3 separate regions of the Homo sapiens genome follow, and regions 1 and 2 are each linked to region 3. A link is a contact called in ENCODE Hi-C data. All regions are on one chromosome and are shown on one strand. Each heading gives the region's core, a stretch centred on a gene start or an enhancer-like site at or near the end of the contact. The rest is flanking DNA. Distances are from core to core; before and after follow the strand shown.

Region 1 (3,715 bases), core at 1,216-3,715, 1.3 Mb after region 3:
CCACTGCCAGGCCCTCCTACCAACAACACACCCCAGGCAGCTCCCTTTCCAGAGACACCACTAGCATTATTCCCAGAATTCATTACAAGTGATGGTGCATTGACAGCACTATTGCAGCAGTTACTTTTCTCCTGGAGGCAATGCTGAAGCTTGTGGAAAACCCACTCCCTACAGTAAAACTGCTTCCCTTGCAGTAAACTGGTTTGAGCCATTTTGCAGACTTTCTCTTCCCAAGGATTAGTCATAACGGGTTTTTTATCTTCATTTGCTAGAGTCTGGATACATCAACACAGGTCTTTCCATCCATTATGACATAACTTGTATATTAAGTTGACTCTGAAGACAGAGTAACTAGTTACAGTAAAATTCAACAGCCACAGAGTTCCTCTGTCAACAGAACGTGCATGACTTTATTTGGTTCCTTATTCTTGATCAGCAGTCTATGTATTAGTTGTTGAACTGAGGGAGAAACGCCTGATTCCACAGCTCAGCAACACTTTTCCTAAATTTTAATGAGTCACATAACTCCATGGTTATAACTGGAGTTTATGTGATTGTGGATGTTTCAAGAACAGAGATGAGACAATACATGTGGAAAACTAAAGAAAAAACCCAATCTTTCAATTTGTACAAAATGCTTCTCCAGATTCCAAGTGTTAATTCTGCATCTGACAATTAGATTCTGAAAAGAGGTCCACTGCATTAAATGGCATCAGAGAGATTACATTTATACGGTATGAGGTACAGTATGTAAGTAGCTCTGTATTTCTCGTTGAAGGATGATCACTCAAGAGTACTAGATCGTGCCAGTTTCAGGCATCTGGGCAACTGCCAGGAACTGTTTCAGATTATAGTCTCTTATGTGGCAGAAATGACAACCACTGTTAACACCTTCTTAATTCAAAGCATTCATAATATGCATTTTTCAAGACAGCAGATTCTTAATGAACCTGTTCACAGGTTTCTTGGTTTTAAGACGTCCGGGTAATCAACAATTTCCACAAGTAACTAAAATAAAACAAACAAAAATACCTCAGTGCAAAATATCATATGTTAAAAACTTATTAAGGACAATAAAGGTTGCAGTGTACCAGTTAACGTAATCTCAAAAATCCACGTACTTCACCTTTGGCACTTTCAAAAAGTTGGACAAAAACCACTGAAATAATCACATTCTCCCTTCTGCATTTTTCTTCCTCATTGTTATGCTTCCCAAACAGCCACATTTTAATCAAGTTACCCAAGATTTTTGCAACTTCACCATAGCAAAGGAGGGGGGGAGAAACTTTACGCACATACAGTAACACCCTTAACTCCAGGCAAAACGCTCATTCACAGTAGACTGGTAGAACAGCGCCAGCTAAGGAAGCTCTATTAACTTACACAGTCCAGTCAGTCAAGGACTGTCTACTCCTCCAGCCACACTTCTTTGTTGATAATGTGCAAAAATCTAGGGGAAGATTACCAGGGTTGCAGCTGGATGGGAAACGGTTTAAAAAAAAAAAACAAAAACGATGGGGGATGACTGTTCTTATAAGAATGATAAAGCAAACACAAGTAAAATGTGAATCCTTCCTTCCTCTGGGCCAAGGATGGAGGTCAGGGATAAAATCTACCAGTCTGGCCGGAGAAAAGGCTGCTAGAGAGAAATTCCTTCCAAGACAGGAAAGGGATAAAGAGTAGAGTGCTTCGGTGCTGGTGGGTGTCTGCCCACAGGTCCGGCCTCCAGTTTCAGCTGACAGACAAAAGGAACTCCGGGATTCCCAGCGCCGGGCACCACCTTGGGTTGGAACCGCCCAGAGGAGCCACAGGGGAGCCACCTCAGAGAGGCCACGAGCGAAGGTGCAGCCTCCACACCGAGGTCTGCCCTTCCAGAGGCTGGGAGCGCCTCTGCACCCCGCCCCGCACCGAGATTGGGGTGTGTCTTTTGAAGGGGGAGGGGGTGACTGAGGTCCTTGCCAATCCCAGACGAGGGGTCGCCTCCCGGTCGGCTTCCGCCTCTGCGCTCCCGCCCCATGCCCCGCTCCCGCTCCCACCCGGCCGACGGCGGTGCGAGGGAAGAGGGCAAATCTGGGGCTCGAGGCCGGAGAGGGTGGGTGGTTGGGTCAGGTCCAAGCCACGGCCTCGGCCTCCCAGCTTCCAACCCGAGGGAGGGGCCTCGCTTCCACCGCCGCCGCCGCCCCCCGGTTACCTCGGCCCCAGCCGCCGCCGTGGCCGCCGCTGCCGCTGTTAGGGACTCTCAGTCTCAGACACTTGCTTCGCTGAGAAGTCGCTGCCAGCAGCGCTCCCAAGACTCCACTCCAACTGCAGCCGCCTCCTCCGCCGGGCCCGGGGCACGCTCCCAGCTCCGGATCCTCCTCTTGGCCCCCGGCGGCTGCCAGTTCCAGCTTTCCCAGCAGAATCGGTCGTGCTCGCCCCAGCCCCCACCGGCCAACCGCCGCCGCCGCCGCCGTCAGGGCAGTAACTGTCTCAGGCAGCCCCCGGCCGGCCGGCTCCGCCCCGCCCGCCCAGCCCAGACCCCGCCCCCGCCCCCGCCCCCGCCCCGCCGCTCGGCCTTTCTTTGCCCGCCGGCTCCGCCTCCGCGTCCTTCCCCTCCCCCACCGCGCTCTCCCGCAGCATCCCGTGCCTGGGCGTGTGCGGCCGCCTGGGACCCGCTGCCGGCGCGGCGGGGAGACCTGTCTCGGGGCGGCGTGGGGGCCCCGCCTTTCTCAGGGGAGGCGGAGAACGGGGCGGGGGCTGCGTTCTCACGTCTCCGAGCTCACGCGAGTCGTTGCCCCCACCCTCCCCGTCACCACTGGGCCCTGATCCTTCCTTTGTCTTCCAGGCCGGAGGGACTCGCCGGCTGTTGGTGCCGTATCTGCTCCTGGGAGGGGCAGTTGGGTAGGGGGAGATTGCCTCTTGCCTCTCTCTGCTCAACCCTTTTGCCTCTCCCTTAACCCCGTTGCTTCCAAAGCCACTTCGGGCCCCGTTCTACCCCTCAGTCGTCCGGTCTCCTTTCAGTCCATTAAATTCCAGGGATGCTTTTACTTTGGCTGGGACGAAGAGAAGGAAGGAAAAGACTGGGAAGAATGTTGCGAAAATAGAAATAGTGGGGGTATACAGCGACATTCCTACCAGCCTCATGAAAAGGACGTGGCCTCCATCAGATGGAGGTTGACAGCAGGCTTGACTGGGTCTCAGGCCCCTGCTCCTCAGGGCCACTTGATCACCCGCAGCGTCCACTAGGGGGGAAGGTCTTGGTCATGTGGCGTCAGGAAATGCCCTAGAGGGCCTGCTCACAGGGGCCTGTTGGACTAAGCATGTCAGTTGTTTGCACTTACTGGACCTGAGTTGCTTAGATTCCAAATTTCTCCCGGGAAAATAAGTATACCGTCAACTGATGGAATAGGAAATGTAGCATTTTTTATTTTAATTGTTTATGCTAAAATCCAGAGTGCTCTATTTCCCATTCCTCATTAACTTGCATGTGGTTATTTGCCAAAATATTAAGCCAGTCTCCCATCTAGTTTTAGAAATTTCATAGTATAGCTATCACAATAAGAAAGATGGATAAACAAATAGATCGTGTTTGTGCTTACTCTTTCATATTGTTTATTCGTGCCAATTGAGGTTTACTGATCTTAGTATTTAATTTTAATTCATGTACCCTGAATTTTGGGCTTCTTTCCTAAAACACAAGCAAAAGAGGCAGAGTATAAATTCTCCAGAATTAGGG
Region 2 (3,981 bases), core at 680-3,179, 1.2 Mb before region 3:
AGTAAAAGGGAGATCTTTGTGGTGATAAAAGAGGTCTGTATTGTTTGTAGTGATAGTCACATGGAATTACACACGATAAAATGACATAGAGCTACATACAGACATTGTACTAATGTCAGATTCCTGGTTTTCTTACTGTACTATAATTATACAAGATGTAACTATGGGGGAAACTGGGTGAAGAGTACATGAGACCACTCTGAACTATCTTTGCAACTTCCTGTGAATTTATAATTATTTCAAATAAAAAGTAAGATATAAAAAATCACTTGAAGGCTTTCATCATTAGAGAAATTCTTCTTGGATTCAATGGAGACAGTTTCTTTGGCATCCTTACTTTAACGGCATGCTAGAGAAAAATGAAAAATAGGTGGGAGACTGGAGAAGGCAGTAAGCCTTGCCATGCAAATTTAGTGAGCCATATGAAATGTCAAAGAGCATAATTATTTTCACAAGACTAAAGGCCTTTAGAATAGAGGCTTCTAAAATAAATAATTCATTTATACAATGTCGCCTAATGCATAGCTGTAGTTACAGGGTGACTCTTGATCACAGGGATGGAAAGGAAGTAGAGGCAGAAACTTCCAGATTCCCACAGTCCCCTCACACGGTTACAGAAAGGCCATAGTGAACTTCCTTCTCTCCTCTCCCCTCTGCTACAGTGCAACTTAGTTTCAGTTTAGTTTTTGATTTGGGGAACTTGAACCATCTCTAGGTAATTTCTAGTCCAGAGAACTTGTACTTGCACAATGTCCTTCTTGGGCAAAATCCGAAGTTTGGCTGTAGCAAATTTGAATCCTTGTGGTGGTTCCCTTATTACAAAACAAAGATTGACTAGAAATCTTCCAGATGTTGAAAAAGACAACTGAAATTAATTTCTTTGTAGAGGGGCAGAAATAAACTCTAAAGAGTTAATTGACATAAGGCCAGTACCAGTGTCCAGGTAGCAGAAGGAAGTAACTAAGACAGTGCATGCTTTTCTCCTTTTGGTTTTCATCCAGTCCTTCCATAAACCACTTCTGTCTGGGCCTCTATTTCCTTATATGCAATAACAGTTAATTGTTGTACCTCGTGTGTTTTCTGGCATTATCTTAAATTTGGTTTCATATCTGTTCCTTTTGAGGTGAGAGTGGAACAGCCATGTGGAAATATTAAGGTTGTAGTAAGTACCTCAGCTCCGGAAAGAAGTCAGAACTAGAGATTTAGACATTTGGAACTTCAGAGGCAGTATACAGTAATACTTTGGAGCCACATTTCTTGGGTCCAAACCCTGGTTCTCTAGCAAGTTATTTAACCTCTCAGTGTCTTAGTTTTTCAATTTGTGAAATGGAGATAAACGGGGATGAGAATAGCCTCACAGGATTTTGGAAGGATTAGTCAATAAGCCCTGCTAAACACTGTTTACTATTGCTAGTATATAGCGCAGACAAATAAATATCTGCGACATTCCTCTAATTCCAAGAAGTCGTTTGCCTTGGTTCACCCGCTAAATAATATTAAGAGCCTTTCTCTTTAAAAAGAGGAGCAGCAAATTACTTTTCATTAATATCATCAGCATAATAATAGACTTAGTTGAGAGATTCAGCGTGGCAGCACTTCACACAATCGAGCTCTCTTATTGATCATGTCATAACAGCATCTCTATTTCTTAAGGACTCATTTCACGTCATACACCCATCCGATGCTCCTTTTTCGTTAGCCTCCGTCTCCTAAGTGGGCTTATCTGTCTCCTGCTATCAGGAAGGCACTAACTTTTCCTTTGGGTTGTTAGGGTAGCAAAGTGATTTTCAAATTCAGGGTTCTGGCTCCTTCTGCAGCCCAGAGAGGAGGAAACAGGGCGGGACGCCGCCGGATTCCTGGGCAGGGCTTGAGTGGCGCACCTCGAGGCGCCGGCGACGCTGGCGTGTGACGTTGCTGCCTGACGCAGGCGCAGTGCCGCCCGGCCTCGGTTGGGACCCCTCCCCTCCTCCTCCGCCCCCTTGGGTGTCGGTGGCTGCGGCCAGGGTCTGGACCTGGGCGGCGGCCCCGGGCGGCGGGGCTAAAGGGTGTGGGCACCGGCAGAGCTTCGCAGGCTGCATCCGGCTCGGTGCTGCTGCCGTCGCCGCCCCTGCCGCCGCCCAAGGCCCTCGGCGTTCCCCGGAGAGAGGCCAGAGGGATTTCGGGCTGCCTCGGCACTCGCCCAGGTGAGGGGATGGGCCGGGCCAGACGGGGTTGAGGTCGTCAGCCCCTTTTTCCAGTGTCTCTGGAACTCAACCTGGTCGGAGTCTGAGAGCTTTGGCTTAGTAGTGGCTGCCTGCGGCGGCGACTCCTTCATATTCCTTTGCCATCCTTACCTACAGCCCTGGCACCTATAAACCGAGGGTTGGAGGTCAGTGGCAAAGTCTGGAAGGGCCATGGCAGTCGGATGGCTGGGGACTTTGATACAGGAGCAGTTCCTGCGGGTGATGGTAAGGCGCTCCACTTGCTGGTGTGTGGACTCGGCAGGAAGGACCGTGCACCCGCAGGCTCGGACTGCAGCCTTGCCAGCTGCACTGGGTTGTAGTAGACCCCATGCTGCTTAATATAGGGTCGGTTGACCGAGGGCGGGGAAGCCTTGGAACAACCCCCGCTTTCTTCTCTGGGATTGATGTGTTTTGTATTCTGAATTGGTGCTTGCTGCACTGCACTCTAGAAGACTACGTTTCAGCAGAATTTCCTATTGGTCAAAGGAAGGTGAAGAGAAGTTGATTTTTCTTCCGGAGAGTATTAGTTGTTGTCGTTTTTTTTTTTTTTTTTTTTACCTTCCTGTTGGCCTTAGTGTTGACGTTTGTTAAAGGTAAAAGTTCATGTGAATTTCCTTTTTAAGGAAATCATGGGCTTTATAACTGTCTAAGCGCCTGTAAGTTTCAACCGGTTTAGTGGTTTCTGCTTTCACCCTGTGCATAGCAATGAAGTTGTTTTATTCCAAGTTAAATATACAAAGTATAAAAATAGATGAATAACCAGAATACTTTGTAACTATTGAGTGGTACATATAATTATGTGCATATATTATCACATTTAATCATCAAAACAATCCTATAATGTAAAGTCTACTATTCCCATTTTCTAGATGAAAGAACAGAATAGACCTACAAAGTAACATGTTCAAAGTCAGAGCTGTGACTGAAACCAGGTAATCTGACTCGTTTGCAGTCCCTTAGTCAGTATGCCATACCAACTCCCAAGCACCCTGTGATTTTGCAAGATTTTCATTTGATAAAAAGTATGCCAGGAAGGACATTATGGCACTGTTCTTGCCGGCAAGGACCCAACAGTTTGAGAGAAACTTTCTCAATGTGCATTTTGAGTTATGTTTTAAACATAGGATTTGATCTCTAGGACCTTTGATTACCAAACTCATGCTCTTAAGTACAGTGGTTTTGGAGTCTTTGGAAGGCTTCAGTTTGGAAGTTGTAGTTTTATTTTATACTTAGGAGTATTTGTTGTTTGGAAACTTTAAACAAGGAAACGTAATATTGGACTAAAAGAGTTTCGTCCTGTTTGTGCATGATTAAGTAACGAAATCATATAATCAGAAATGGTTATGCTGCTCGTAAAGCCAGAATACCTTGTATAATTAGTTAAAATGCCATACTTTTCAGGTTTGTTAAGATGAAACACTGCAGAAAGGCTATCTGAAGAAAAGTAGAAGGAAAAACAGAACGTTGCAAACTCTGGAAAAAAACTTGGGTAAGTATTTTTGGCTAAGTTTTAAAAAGGTCAAATTTTCGGTTAAAGACTTTTTTTTTTTTTTTTTTTTTTTTTTTTTTTGAGACGGAGTCTCGCTCTGTTGCCCAGGCTGGAGTGCAGTGGTGCGATCTTGGCTCACTGCAAGCTCCACCTCCCGGGTTCACGCCATTCTCCTGCCTCAGCCTCCCAAGTAGCTGGGTCTTCTGACTTTCTGCTTCAGTTGTGGTTTAATCTGCCTATATTGCTAGGGAATGGGGGTGGGGTGGTGGT
Region 3 (3,803 bases), core at 720-3,219:
AGCTAAAAATTTAGAATTTCTACAAAGTCTTATAGTTGCGGGGAATCAGGAGAGGCAAGTTTCATTCAATGTCTTTTAGAACCAAGGTGACAGAGCTATACGTACATTTATTTGTAATGTAATATTTAGAGAAAAACATATTAATGCATTTTAGTGCTAAATGACATGGAGGGTTATTGATCAACTCTGTACAGCATATTTAATTTCTTAATACAACATGACCCATGGTGATGGTGTTTTAGATAAAAATCTCATGGATTTGATTATTATAATTTAAAAATACTTGATCTAATGAAAATTATTTTAATACATTTCTGGTTGAAATAGAGTGTATTTGCAATAGAAATCTTTCAAATATATTTTGTAGGATTTATGAAGGTAGAATGTTCAGTGCTCCCTCTCCAGGTTTTATCATATTGGTGAACTGACCTCTCAGCTCACAACTGTGGTAATAGTTTTGAAGAACCAAATAAGATACTCTGATAGGATAGTCTATTTTTGATTTGTCTATTCCAAATACATTCACAAGAAACCTATCCATCACTAGTAAAATTTCATTACATCCCCAAATCTAATGAGATCTATGAAAAAAATACAATGAAATCAATTTTATTCTTTTAAATAGCCTATTTTAATACAATTCATAATATTAAGAGTGAATATGTAGCTTTTTGGCTTGATTCTTATTCTATGCTATTTTCTAATGATGCTTTTTTATTGTTATTCATGTTCTTAACAATGCTCTGTGTTCTTCAGAGGCAATTCCAAACACAACTTTAATTTTTGAAAGTGCTCAGACATTTGAAAGTCCTGTGTGTGTGCGTGTGTGTTATGTATGTATATATTTATAGTTTCAACAGAACCACTTGCTATTGTAAATGAGACTAAAAATGTACTTTGAACTAAAAATTTCCATACTTATATGTTTATATGATTTAGATTCTAGAGTTTTGTTATTGTTTGCTTTGTTTTGCCAGACTTTAAGCTACTCCTGATATATAGTACCTGGAAAAATATTTCCTTTCCACTAAGTTTTTGGTCTTTAGGTGGCTTTTAAAAGTTTCTACGGAACCTTCAATTCCACAAAAAGTTATCCTCACTGCAGCATGAAAAGGCACAACTTTGATAATAAATGCCTAAAATCCCATAGTTTGTAAGAAAGTAGAAATCAAGTTTCCTACTTAAAGTGTTTTTTTTCCAGTCATATCAGCTATTACTAAGAATTATAAAACTTCTTGATAAATTTTTTCTATTCTAATTAATTGACTTTTAGCTAATTAAAAAATATACGGGTTTGTATTTTTTGCAAAATTATACAACTATATTACAAAATTGAAAGAATTTGGTTTTTTCTCCATGTGCTTGATTTTTGGGAAATCATATAACAAGCCAAGGTAAAGCAATTATTTAAAAAACCCACAGCAGAAAATTTCACCTTTATTACATATGCTTATATTACATTTGCAGTAAGGAGTGCCACCTTTTGAACTTTAGGTTTCACATATTCTGAACTTTGTTGTAAATAGGAACTGTAATGTTATATAATCATCTTTTTGTGTCAATATACGTTTTCCCTCTAGTTGGTCAGAAGTGATGGCTTGGCATACAACTTTTTTCATTTTCTTTTATTCTTCACAATTCTTTTCTAATTCAACTTAAGAGTAGAGTCCACCAATCCTTTTAATTGAGATCGACAACTGAAGATTGCTAACTAAATCCGAATGTATTCCTCTATGACAAACTGCATTTGCAGAATTTTTAGAGGCACTCCCGAAGTTTTAAGAGGATGTTTATTACACGAGTCTGTAGGGCAACATTTCCAAGTTGGTACACATAAACGAAAGAGGAAACGATAGTTAAGGAAATCCTGTTCCAGGTTTTCGGGCAGCCCGAGTGATTGACACATGATATCACCGGAGGCGTGTCCTGGAGTGGAGGTGGAGGTGGAGGCAAGGAGCTGAAATTCTGCGTAGCCGGAGTGAGACCGCTCTGCAAACCACTGCGTGCTTTGCAGAGTGATTATCAGCACAGTTCCCTGCCCTGGATAAGGAACAGCTACAGTCGCTGTTAAATGTGCCTGAAAAGCAATTTGCAATCTTTGCATTAGGTAAGTACCGTTTCCTTCCGTAGACATTTTAGGAAAGATAAGGTGAGAAATGTTGACTTTTGCAAGGAACTGAACATTTATTTATTTGAACTTGCTTTCCAGCTAAGGTTACTGGTTGCATTTCAAAACACCGGTAGCATTCCCACTGCTAAAACTAATGCTCTTAAAGTAAATGCTACCGCTAAAAGAAAAAGCAGGGTCCCTTTCACCTTTCCTTAACCGAACAGTAGACGTTTAAAGTCTGAAACGATCGAATTTGTGAAACACAGAGCCGTTAATGCCTTTATGCGAAGAGGGGCTAGCACTCGGTGTGTGGACCAAATGCGTGTTTGTTTAGGCATTGTTGGCGACCGAATCCCGAGTGAAGCATTGGTTTAAAACCTGAATTTCCCGTCTCTGTGTATTGATTCCTAACGCGCAGAGGCGTTGCTTGAACGTTGTTTGAACTCCTAGGCATTCCAGGGGGCAAAAGCACCTCGGCAAAAACGTGCAGGACTGCATGTTACTTTGGTTCGCGGCTGACACGCCGACTGTGCGCCGGCCTGTCAATCACCGGGAGCAGCAACAGGGAGCACATGGCAACGGGCTGCGGGCGAGCTGGCCAGCGGCCCGCCCGGGGTCCCAGCCCTTCGAAGAAAGGGACATTCACGAGCTTCTATCTCTAATTCTCTGTCGCAGGCATTTCGGCCGTGGAACCCCAGGCTCGGAGGACTGGGTGTGAGCGCTGCCCGGGAGAGGCTGACCTGCCGGGACCGGAGTGCCCGGGGACGCTGTGCCCCCACTTGCCCAACGTGCGGAATCGGCTAAGCGCGTCGGCCTGCGCGGGGCACAAGGGACGACGCCCGCCTTTCTCTCTCCGAGAAGGATCCCCAAACCTCACTCTCTTCACTCCTCCCCGCTAAAAAAAAAAAAAAAAAGAAAAGGGTAAAAAAATCCCCCTCCCCCTCCCGGCCGCGGCAGCCTCTGCCTGGCAGGCGCGTGCTCCGAGGTTTCGCCGGGGTACTGCGCGGCTCCGTGACCCACCCGCCGACGGCGGTTCGGGCCCCGACCCGGGCGCTGCGGAGTCTCGAACGCCCGTGACGTGGATTTTTCGCTCGTCAGGAAGCCGCCATCCCTTCCTTCGTTCCTTGCGAGGAGCGACTAGAACCCGAGTTCTCTGAGCACACCGTGCCGTCAGCTGGCCCGTCACGCACTCGACTCCGCCACTCCCCTACTTGTTTTTCTGAGACTTGGGAAGCCTTCCTGAAAGGATTTGTAAAAACTGGTTCTTGGAAAGGGGCTGCAGAAGACCTCCCGAGGTGGATGTTACTGAGCCGCCCGGCGAGCACCAGCCGTGACAGGTCCGGGCCCGGCCGCGCGGAGCCGCGGGAGAACTGCCCTCCGCAGCCGGAAGGGGGCCGCGGGGAGCGCTCCTGGCCGGTGGCGGCGGGGGCGGGGGAGGCCGCGAGCCGAGGCGCTCCAACTCCGGCGATGCCGCCTCGCCCTCCCCGCCGCGGTTGATGCGGCACGTGCACGCCGCCGCCCGCACCAGGACCTGGGCCGGGTCGCACGGCTTGGCCCCCGGCCACCGCTTCGGCCTAGGTGAGTGTGTGCGGCGGCCGCCCTCGGCCCGCTGGGCTGTAGGCGCGCGGGCGGGGCTCGCTCGGCGCGGCAGGTGCGGACTCGGCGGCGCTGCTGCCCGAGCCAGGACTCCGGG

What was found. Hi-C counts contacts between places; a loop is a spot of excess contacts on that map. Pooled maps may share reads with other maps.
Region 1: a map of ascending aorta shows a loop between it and region 3 (6-fold over the local background). The contact joins the promoter of ANKRD50 here to the promoter of SPRY1 in region 3. A Hi-C loop is called at or near these places in 4 of 168 maps with a recorded cell type or tissue (CD4-positive, alpha-beta T cell, ascending aorta and naive thymus-derived CD4-positive, alpha-beta T cell), 2 of 37 single-sample maps with no recorded cell type and 16 of 50 pooled maps.
Region 2: a loop to region 3 is called in a map of B cell, with 11 times the contacts of the local background. The contact joins the promoter of BLTP1 here to the promoter of SPRY1 in region 3. A Hi-C loop is called at or near these places in 2 of 168 maps with a recorded cell type or tissue (B cell and naive thymus-derived CD4-positive, alpha-beta T cell) and 8 of 50 pooled maps.

What each region holds. Positions count from the first base shown.
Region 1 is chr4:124,710,267-124,713,981 of GRCh38, forward strand. ANKRD50 (ankyrin repeat domain containing 50) reads right to left here and starts at 2,466. Exons shown (of 5, transcript NM_020337.3): 1 at 2,192-2,466; 2 at 1-1,008. The coding sequence starts at 245. RefSeq lists enhancers at 1,874-2,439, 2,440-3,005 and silencers at 1,953-2,192, 2,343-2,722.
Region 2 is chr4:122,150,402-122,154,382 of GRCh38, forward strand. It overlaps BLTP1 (bridge-like lipid transfer protein family member 1), which reads left to right and starts at 1,930. Exons shown (of 88, transcript NM_001384125.1): 1 at 1,930-2,183; 2 at 3,624-3,711. RefSeq lists an enhancer at 1,221-2,022 and silencers at 1,845-2,034, 2,105-2,184.
Region 3 is chr4:123,394,826-123,398,628 of GRCh38, forward strand. SPRY1 (sprouty RTK signaling antagonist 1) reads left to right here and starts at 1,970. Exons shown (of 3, transcript NM_001258038.2): 1 at 1,970-2,107; 2 at 2,786-3,031. RefSeq lists a silencer at 3,405-3,803.